2 separate regions of the Homo sapiens genome follow, and region 2 is linked to region 1. A link is a contact called in ENCODE Hi-C or POLR2A ChIA-PET data. All regions are on one chromosome and are shown on one strand. Each heading gives the region's core, a stretch centred on a gene start or an enhancer-like site at or near the end of the contact. The rest is flanking DNA. Distances are from core to core; before and after follow the strand shown.

Region 1 (4,000 bases), core at 1,455-3,954:
GTTTCTTCATCCTTTTGGTTGAGATTAACTATATGGAAGCAGACCTAAGGTTTAGGTGTGAGGACTACTTGGTGAATGCTGAATTTGCACAAAGGAAAGTGGATGGTCTTCAAAGATCTCCATTATGTTAGGGGAAAGTGGTGTGCCAAGCACACTGTCAGAGGCCATCTCCCTTTCCCTTCTCCCTTTACCGACAAGGGATTGGTGGCAGGTGGGGAAAGCCGAGGTATTTCTCTGCTTCTTGTGGGATCTCCAGCTTTGGGCCATCTCCACCATGACTCCAGTTCCTGCAGGAAATCCATTCCCTCCATCGCCCTAGTTCCCATCAAACACCTCCAGTAACACCACCTTCTCCCAATTTATCTTCAGCCTCCTGTTACTATCATCTCAGAGGTGCCTTACCACCCTGTTTGTCTTCCCAGTTCTCTCACACTGTGTAGCCAATTTCCTTTATTAAATACCCCCTGTAAAGATGTAGAATGGTTTCCATTTCCTTGGCTGGACCTTGACTTCTGGATCTCCCCATAGGTTTGCCATGAGATGAATTAAAACATGAATTAATCCAAGTTCCTATTTCAAGGAGCTCACAATTGAGTGGAGGAAAGAGATCAGTATATAATTTTAATAAATGATGATAAATGGTATGGGGACACAGAAAGTGGGTTCAAAATGCCTTCACAGGTGTTTTCTTGTTTATTGGCTAGCTGTGATGGTGTGGCATAGGGACCTTGGCAATTATAGTTTTTATCATCAACTATTAATATGAGATTGCTATAAGAATGGTCAGGACAAATTCAAAATAAATATGAATTTTCTATGTTATTAAGTGCCCCCTACGTGGAAGGCACTGGGTCTAGGCACAAGGGAAGAAAAAATGAATTAATTTACGTTCCTATTTCAAGGAGCTCACAACTGAGTGGAGGAAAGAGATCAGTACATAATTTTAATAAATGATGATAAATGATATGGGGACACAGAAAGTGGGTTCAAAATGCCTTCAAGGTTGTTTTGTTTATTGGCTAGCTTTGGTGGTATGGCATAGGGAGATGGGCACTCACTAACAGCCATGAGAATTAAGCTCTAGGCTGGCTCTGCCACCACTAACTTTTTGTATGGCCTTGGGCAATTCATTAAGCCTTTCTGGGCTTCCATTTCCTATTTATAAGAGATAATATCTGAGTTTCCTTTTGGATTGCAAATGTTATTACCATGACCTTGTAATCACTCATTGAACAATTCTGAGAGCCCACTATGTGCTGGGCACTTATTTTGAAATTCCTTCCAAATAGTATGACTGAAGCCGGACTTGTCTTTATTTAACCCAGGAGTCCTGCCTCTCCAATCCACTGCATAGCACAGGAAAACATGGACACACATGTGCACACACACACACACACACACACACTTAAATACACTTTATCTCTGCTACCCACCACCTCTATGTCCTGGACATCCCACAGACCTGTTGAAGGGATGCATGGTTAGCAACCTAGAACACCCAGCACGGCACACATCACTGTCTGAGAAGAATGAGAAGGTGGGCCCCGCAGCTATGGGCTCTGCACACCCTGGTGGGATGCATCTAGCTCGAACAAGGACAGGTCTCCCTGGTTGAGTTCTTCAGAGACACCCCCACGATGCATATCATAGCCCTTGTGCGATGGCTCCATTTCAGTGGGCACAAAGCAGCTACTTTATGGGGGAGCTAGCAAAAAAAATCAATCATTTCCATATGTTTTCCAAGTATATTCTCTCAACCAAACATGTCAGACACCTTCCCACTGATATGCTTTTCCAGTTATTACATCATCTGCAAAGTAAATATCTTAATCAGTTAAACTTATTGCAATTGAATATTTAATTCCTGCCACTGTACAATTTAAATAATCTCTTCCAAATAATTTGCTTATGGTCATCAGGCTTACATAAGGCCCTCACAGAATGTGTCTCTGTCAAAGCACAACAACTTCTTTTGCTGATGGCAGGCAGACCATATGTAGAGGGGCATTTCCAGCCCTATCCCAGCATAATATCATAGGTGCTGGAGGTACAGTGGTCAACAGACAAGCAGGCATTTCTTTATGGCAATGTAATGAAAGAGAAGAAAATCTAGAGCGGAGGAAAACACAGTGATTTGATGTATTTTAAGGTGGGCCTTAAAAGAAAGTAAATTTGCCATATTATTCTCAAGAGAGTTATGATTTAAAATGTAGTATTTAAAACAGACTTGCAAATAGAGGGAAAAAAATTCTGCCCCACCTCTGCTGAGTGGTTGACGAAAAGCAGGTTTAAGATCTAGCAGCAAATTGAACTTTAGAAATGATCAGCTGAAGCCCTGTGAAGTCCAGCACCTTTGCTCGTGTCTTCTGTCAGAGAAGGGAATTGTGTGCACTTTATATGGCAAACCAGAGTCTCTTCCTTTTGGTGCAGAGAGTGGGTTTCGCCTCATAGGGAGCTTTTGCTATTCTTTCCTCTGCATTCTCCTAAGGCTTGTGCTCAGAATGGGAGGGCCTCCCCCGGCCTCCCGGTCCCCTTTTCCCACAGCCCTAGATTCTGTGTCCCTTACTTCCTGACAGTGATCAGCCACTAGGTTTCTTGTGTGTCTTTTGTGAAGGCAGGAAACACAGAGGAGGTGCCTTGGAGACGGAGGGCTGCTTTCCCAGTGGCACTGCCTCTGCTCCACCCCTCCTGGCCCCATCTTAGGCACTCTGCCAAGGGCACCGGGGCAGCCGTGTGACTGAACGTGGTCCTCAGACACACAAGAATATCCCTGTTCCCACCCTGGCTACACCAGTATCAGCCTGCTAGAGCCAGTTCTGTTCCCTTAAAACTAGATGTGGAGTCACAAGGGCTCACTGGATGCAGAGATTCTGCAGAATCCACATTTAGACATTTACGACATGCCAGGCACACAAAAAAAGCCAGGATTGCATGCTTCACACTATCTTGTTTAAACTAGTGCTCCCAGCCAAGAGTCTCACAAAAATCGTCAGCTTTTAATTGCTTTGTTTTGCTCTTAGCCATGGTCTCAACTCAAATAATGGAAGTAGGAAGGTATCTGTTAAAAAAATTAGTTTTGCTTGATATAACAGAAACACCCCAGTAATAGTGACTTACACATATAGAAGTTTAACTTTTGCTCACATAAAAAAAAGTTGACATTAACTCAGGCTCTTTGTAGTTCATCTCCCCATTATTTATAGAGTGTGGAATTAAACCAGCTTTCAAGCTTTTTGGTCTCCGGATCCCTTTACCCCCTCAAAAGTCATTAAGGCCTGCAAAGAGCTATTGTTTATGTAAGTTACTATAGTAAAAATTAAAACCGAGAAATTTTTTTACATATTTTCATTTTAAAATACAAATAATAAACCTACTGCATGTTAGCAATAACACGGATTTGTGAAAAATAATTATGTTTTCTAAGACAAAAAAATTAGTGGGAAGAATAACCTTTTTACATTTTTATAAATCCCTATCTGGCTTAATAGAAGACATTTTGAATTTCATATACGCCACTGTATGCAATCTGTTGCAATATATTCATAGTTTTGGTTGAAATTTATGAAGAAAATTCTAGACTTGAAATAGATATATATTTGGAAAAGGGAGGATTCTGTGGGCCTCCTGAGCAAGGCTTTTGTTCTCTGTATCCTCAGCCTATACTTTGAGAATTGCTGTCTTAAATCCCATAGTCTAAAATAGCTGCTGGAGCTCCAGCCATTATATTCATATCCAAGGTATCACGATAGAGGAAAGACTGAAGGAAGAATTGGTACTCTTCGTTTAAAGAGAATTCCTGGAAGGCACACACACAGCATTCCTGCTTACATCTCTGTGGTCAGGGCTTTCACATGGCAACATCAAGCCACAAGGGAAATGTTTTAGTGGGGCAGTGATGTGTTCAGCTAAAACTTTCTTATAAAGAAAGGGAGAACGGCTACTGAGAAGCAATTAGTAGTCTCTGCCACAGGAAGCGCGAGTTAAAAGCATTCCAATGACC
Region 2 (4,375 bases), core at 298-2,797, 210 kb before region 1:
TCCAGTTCTCAGTTTCCTTTGTCAATCAGCATCTTCTGCTCAGCCTTTACATCCAAATCCCTCAATGTTCACTCAGTCCTAGATACATGACTCTACTTTTCCATATCTCTGTTTTCTCTCCAGTAAGCTCATCTACCGCTAGGACTTTAACCTGGATGGCTCCCAAACACATTTCTACCATGACTTATTACTGAGGGCTCCAACCTTACATCTCAACATAGATGCCTAAACCTACATGCCCAAAACTGAGTGCATGGCATTCTACACCTTAGGTGTTTTTTTTTCATAGCAAATGGTGATAGTTTCCCACTTGTGTGAGCCAAAATTCTAGGATTCATCTATACCCCTCTCTATAACCCCCCTTATGATATCCATCGACAAATTCTATTGACTTTATCTTCTAAATCTATCTCAAGCTGTTCACTTCCCTTCACTCTTACAACTACTCTCTGGGCCAAGTTAACCATCATCTCTTGCTCTCACTACAGCAATAGCCACCTATTGGTTTCTCTACATCGACTCACTTTTCTCCAAATATTCCATGCCCTTCCTATAGTGACATATTTGGAGTCCTACTACTGCTTTAATCCAAAAAGCCCTTCTCCTTTGCTGAAATTACCTTTTATTTTTCCCTCTCTAGTTTAATATTAGAGAGTATCTCTCTAGGTCCAACCTTCATGACTCTTCATCTCACATATGAATCCTTCCTCAGTTCTCCAATTAGAATTAATTTATTATTCCATCGCACCCACCATTACCTTGTTCACATTTTGATTACATCTATTATTTCATTTTGCCTCTATGATTAGTTGCTTATTTGTTTCTTTCTCAAGAGCAGGGGCAATGTCTTCATCAACTTAAAATGCTTTACTCCCCCACTTGAGAGCCCAATCCATCATTATAAAGATTGCCTGGGCTCCACAGGCAGTCAAGTCCATTACTACTGGTGACTGCTGCATGGAAAAGATCATCATATTCAGACAAAGAATGGTTAGTACCAGAGTAAGTTCAAGAAGGAAAATTCATACCAGTAGGCATCAGGCAAACTCATTCATCATTCCATAAATAGTTACTGAACAGCTTTATACTCTGTGAGAGGACAATGTCACAGTCACAAACTCTTTAAAGTTTGCTATATCACATATACAGCCCAAGATATTCCTTGGAGCCCTCTAAAACTTGGTAAGAAGTACGCTAATCGATGCCTATGTTAGATCTCATTTATCCCACTAATTTCTAGTTTCTTGCAACCACAGCTTTCTTGTGAGAATACTTATAAAAATTACCAGTTAGAGGTCACAGACTGTGTCATCAAAAAGGGCCTTTCTTCTAATTACTTCATTTTACAGATGAGGAAATTGAGACCCAGATTTTACACACTCCCTGAGGTCACAAAATTGGCCAATGGCACAGCCAAGATCATAGCATGATTTCCCTGAGTCTTGGTCTAGTGAGTTGGGACTCAATGATCTGTGTAAAACAGAAGGGATCATAGGCGTGGATAATTGGAATGGCTGGAATTTTTCATCCACTGGTTGAGGAATGTGACTCACTCCCTCTAAAATAAGAAAATCTGCCATTGGGAGTGGGACCACAGCCCTGAACCAGATGCCACAGAAGAGCCACACCAGGAAGAGCATCCTTGTTCCTCTGGCAGAGCCCTTCTAGTCCTTTTAACAGGAGCCAAACAGCTTGAGGGTGGGTCATTCCCAGGCAGAGACCCCACCTATAATATGGTCAAAAGATATAGCTTATTATTTGAGGCTATCTCAACACCTTTCACAACTATATGCATATATTTGAGTCATTTTCTAAACCCTAAAATGGGAATATCTTATATTTTCTAAAGATTTTGAAAAGCTGAGATGAAAGAACAAAGACAAAAAAAAAAACAAAAACAAGAAAATCATAGCCACAAACATGATTACCACACTGCAGTATTCTGAAGAGCCACTCCCCACCACATTCTTAACATTCCTAAATCAGTACAAACATTTTCTCTACAGTCTTCATGAGAGCAACGGATTTGCTAAAACTGAACCTAGAAAATATTTACATATGCCAAAGTTCCTATTAAATGCTAGGCTTTTAAACTAATGCCCAACAAACATGGTAAAGAATGAGATGAAAGAAAAGGAGAGAGTGAGAAGACACTGATTATACCTCAAACTGTTTCAGGCTACCTCATCCTGTATGCATTCACTAATGAGCTCAGAAGAAAAATTCTGACTATTTCTGCTCTCTGACATTCACATAGCTTACAGAAAACTATTATCAGGAAATATAGCCAAAGAAATAAGCCCTGCTAATGAGTCCAAATTCTCAAAAGCTATTTGCCTATAAGTTCTTCAGAATAGATTTTACCAGAGCCAAAATGTGCTTAAAAGGAAATTTCCTTAAAACCCAGGATCCATTTTTAAGTGTGTGTAAATAAAAATATCCTTTTTATACAATGCAATGTCACTTACTATCATGTCAAACTGGAAAAAAAAATCAGCATTCAATATAGCAGACCAATGATCAAAACGTAACTAACTTTCAGGGAGGGTGGTAAGCATTTAGTTATGCCCCGTCTGGCAAAAATTTTATTTGCTTTATGTTACTTGCAGGCCACAACTTCTCCAGCTCATCTGGTGCATGCAAACACAACAGACACTCCCAGATGAAAATAATATATGGTTTCTCCATTACTTGAAAAACAAAAAAGACTAGTATCTGAGAGCAAGCAATTGATGCTCTATTCCATATTCAATCTTATCACCCCAAATATTTTCTGCCTTGTCATCTATTTTTGAGATTTGAGTTAAGAATGAAGGTTCTCAGAATAAAACCTATCCACTGGCATTACTACCCAACATATATGTAAGCTATTAGACAGTCATGGGGTTAGAACATATCCAAGCCACAGTATTAGCCTCAGGTCATAAATCAAATAAAAATCCCACCCAATTAAGGGCCCTATTCTTTGAACAATATGAGTTTACTGTCATGTTTGGATACTGAAAAGAGTTTTTGCAATCTGTTTCTCATCTGCTGTCCATTACTTGTACACTTAAAAAATGTGTTTTACAACTTCAGCGAATGCACACATGCCAAAAACACCACTTTTTAAAATCATGGGGGCATGAATTCACACTATAATAATGCAACCGTATATGACAGCTGAAATCAGATCTGTAAATGTCTAATTACCAAATTTATAAATTATGATTTTTAAAATAGTTATCTACTATGTCCACACAGTATGGTAGCTGCTATCTACAAAACGAGATTAATCTTCCCTACAACACTTACGGGTAAATATTAACACTCTCCTACAGACAAGAAAAATAAGGCTCAAAGAGGTAGCTCACCTCACAGAAGGTGAAAGAGCTGGTAAGAGGAGGAATCACACCTGGAGTTTGTAAGCCCAGGTCCAATGCCGCATTTCAAATACTTCACCTCCTATCCATCTACCTTCAATACGATCTTTATATTTTAAAATCCAAGCCAACTAATAAGTGTCATCATTTCCTTTATCTGGTAAAAATCAGTACAATAGGTATGAGTTTAGGTTCCAGAAGTGTTTTGACTTTAATACTCACATTTCCCAATATGATTGTAAGTTCAGCAAATACCTTTAAGCACTGACACTGCAACTAAGGGATGCGGGTGATATTCTCACTGTCATGGCACTAAAATTCAGTAGAAGGATGTGTCCATGCAGAGCTCAGGATACCTCATAGGGAACCTCAGGAAGCCGAGGCTAGCTCACATGAGAATGGCAGGGTGGGCAGCAATGGGCAAGACAGCAGGTACGAGCCAGCTGTGGCCCAACAAGTAGGGCCAGCCTGGGGAAAACAGTAACCATGGTTACAGCTTGGATTAAGCTCATGTCTACATGTTCGTCATGGCGAACTGGGATAAGGAATTACTAAAATGTGGCAAATGTAAAGATACCTATATGGTTAGTTTTGGTGTTTGGATAAGGGAGGAAAGGTAGCATAGCCCCACTTCTTGATGAAGTATAATGGGGTTACAGTATGAGAGTAAATCTGATAATGCAAACCAGGCATTTGGAAAATATGTAATAGAACAGCAGTTTTTAAAGTTGGTCCACAGACTCTTGGGGGTCTCAAGTCCAAAAGGTCAAAGCTATTTCCATAATAATTCTATCATGTTATTGGCCTTATTTACTGTGTTGCCATTTGGACTGATGGCGGGTCAAACTGCTGGTGTCTTAGCATGAATAATGGCAGAGGCACCCAACTATATGAATAGTCATTTTGTTTTTTACCACTACCCAGTACCAGTTCAAAACATAAACAACAGGCAGTTTCACTCAAGGTCTGTAACCAAGCAATAACAATTATAAATGTTATTAAACCTCAACCCT

Evidence for each region. A loop is a pair of places that touch in the nucleus more often than their neighbours do. ChIA-PET counts read pairs that join two places held with the same protein, here RNA polymerase II (POLR2A). Pooled maps may share reads with other maps.
Region 2: a map of endothelial cell of umbilical vein shows a loop between it and region 1 (7-fold over the local background). The contact joins two enhancer-like sites. A Hi-C loop is called at or near these places in 1 of 168 maps with a recorded cell type or tissue (endothelial cell of umbilical vein) and 2 of 50 pooled maps. POLR2A ChIA-PET finds 5 or more read pairs at or near these places in 2 of 52 experiments (PC-9 and Panc1).

Annotation. Positions count from the first base shown.
Region 1 is chr2:204,452,680-204,456,679 of GRCh38, reverse strand. No RefSeq gene overlaps it. Among named protein-coding and RNA genes, the nearest start is that of PARD3B, 91 kb to the left of the region's middle. RefSeq lists enhancers at 2,146-2,646, 3,552-4,000. Within about 2 kb of position 2,704, at least 16 of the 41 ENCODE cell types and tissues checked have a DNase peak (open chromatin) inside an H3K27ac peak, as active enhancers do.
Region 2 is chr2:204,662,628-204,667,002 of GRCh38, reverse strand. The region is part of intron 1 of PARD3B (par-3 family cell polarity regulator beta); the gene reads right to left. Among named protein-coding and RNA genes, the nearest start is that of PARD3B, 120 kb to the right of the region's middle. RefSeq lists an enhancer at 1,708-2,275. Within about 2 kb of position 1,547, at least 4 of the 41 ENCODE cell types and tissues checked have a DNase peak (open chromatin) inside an H3K27ac peak, as active enhancers do.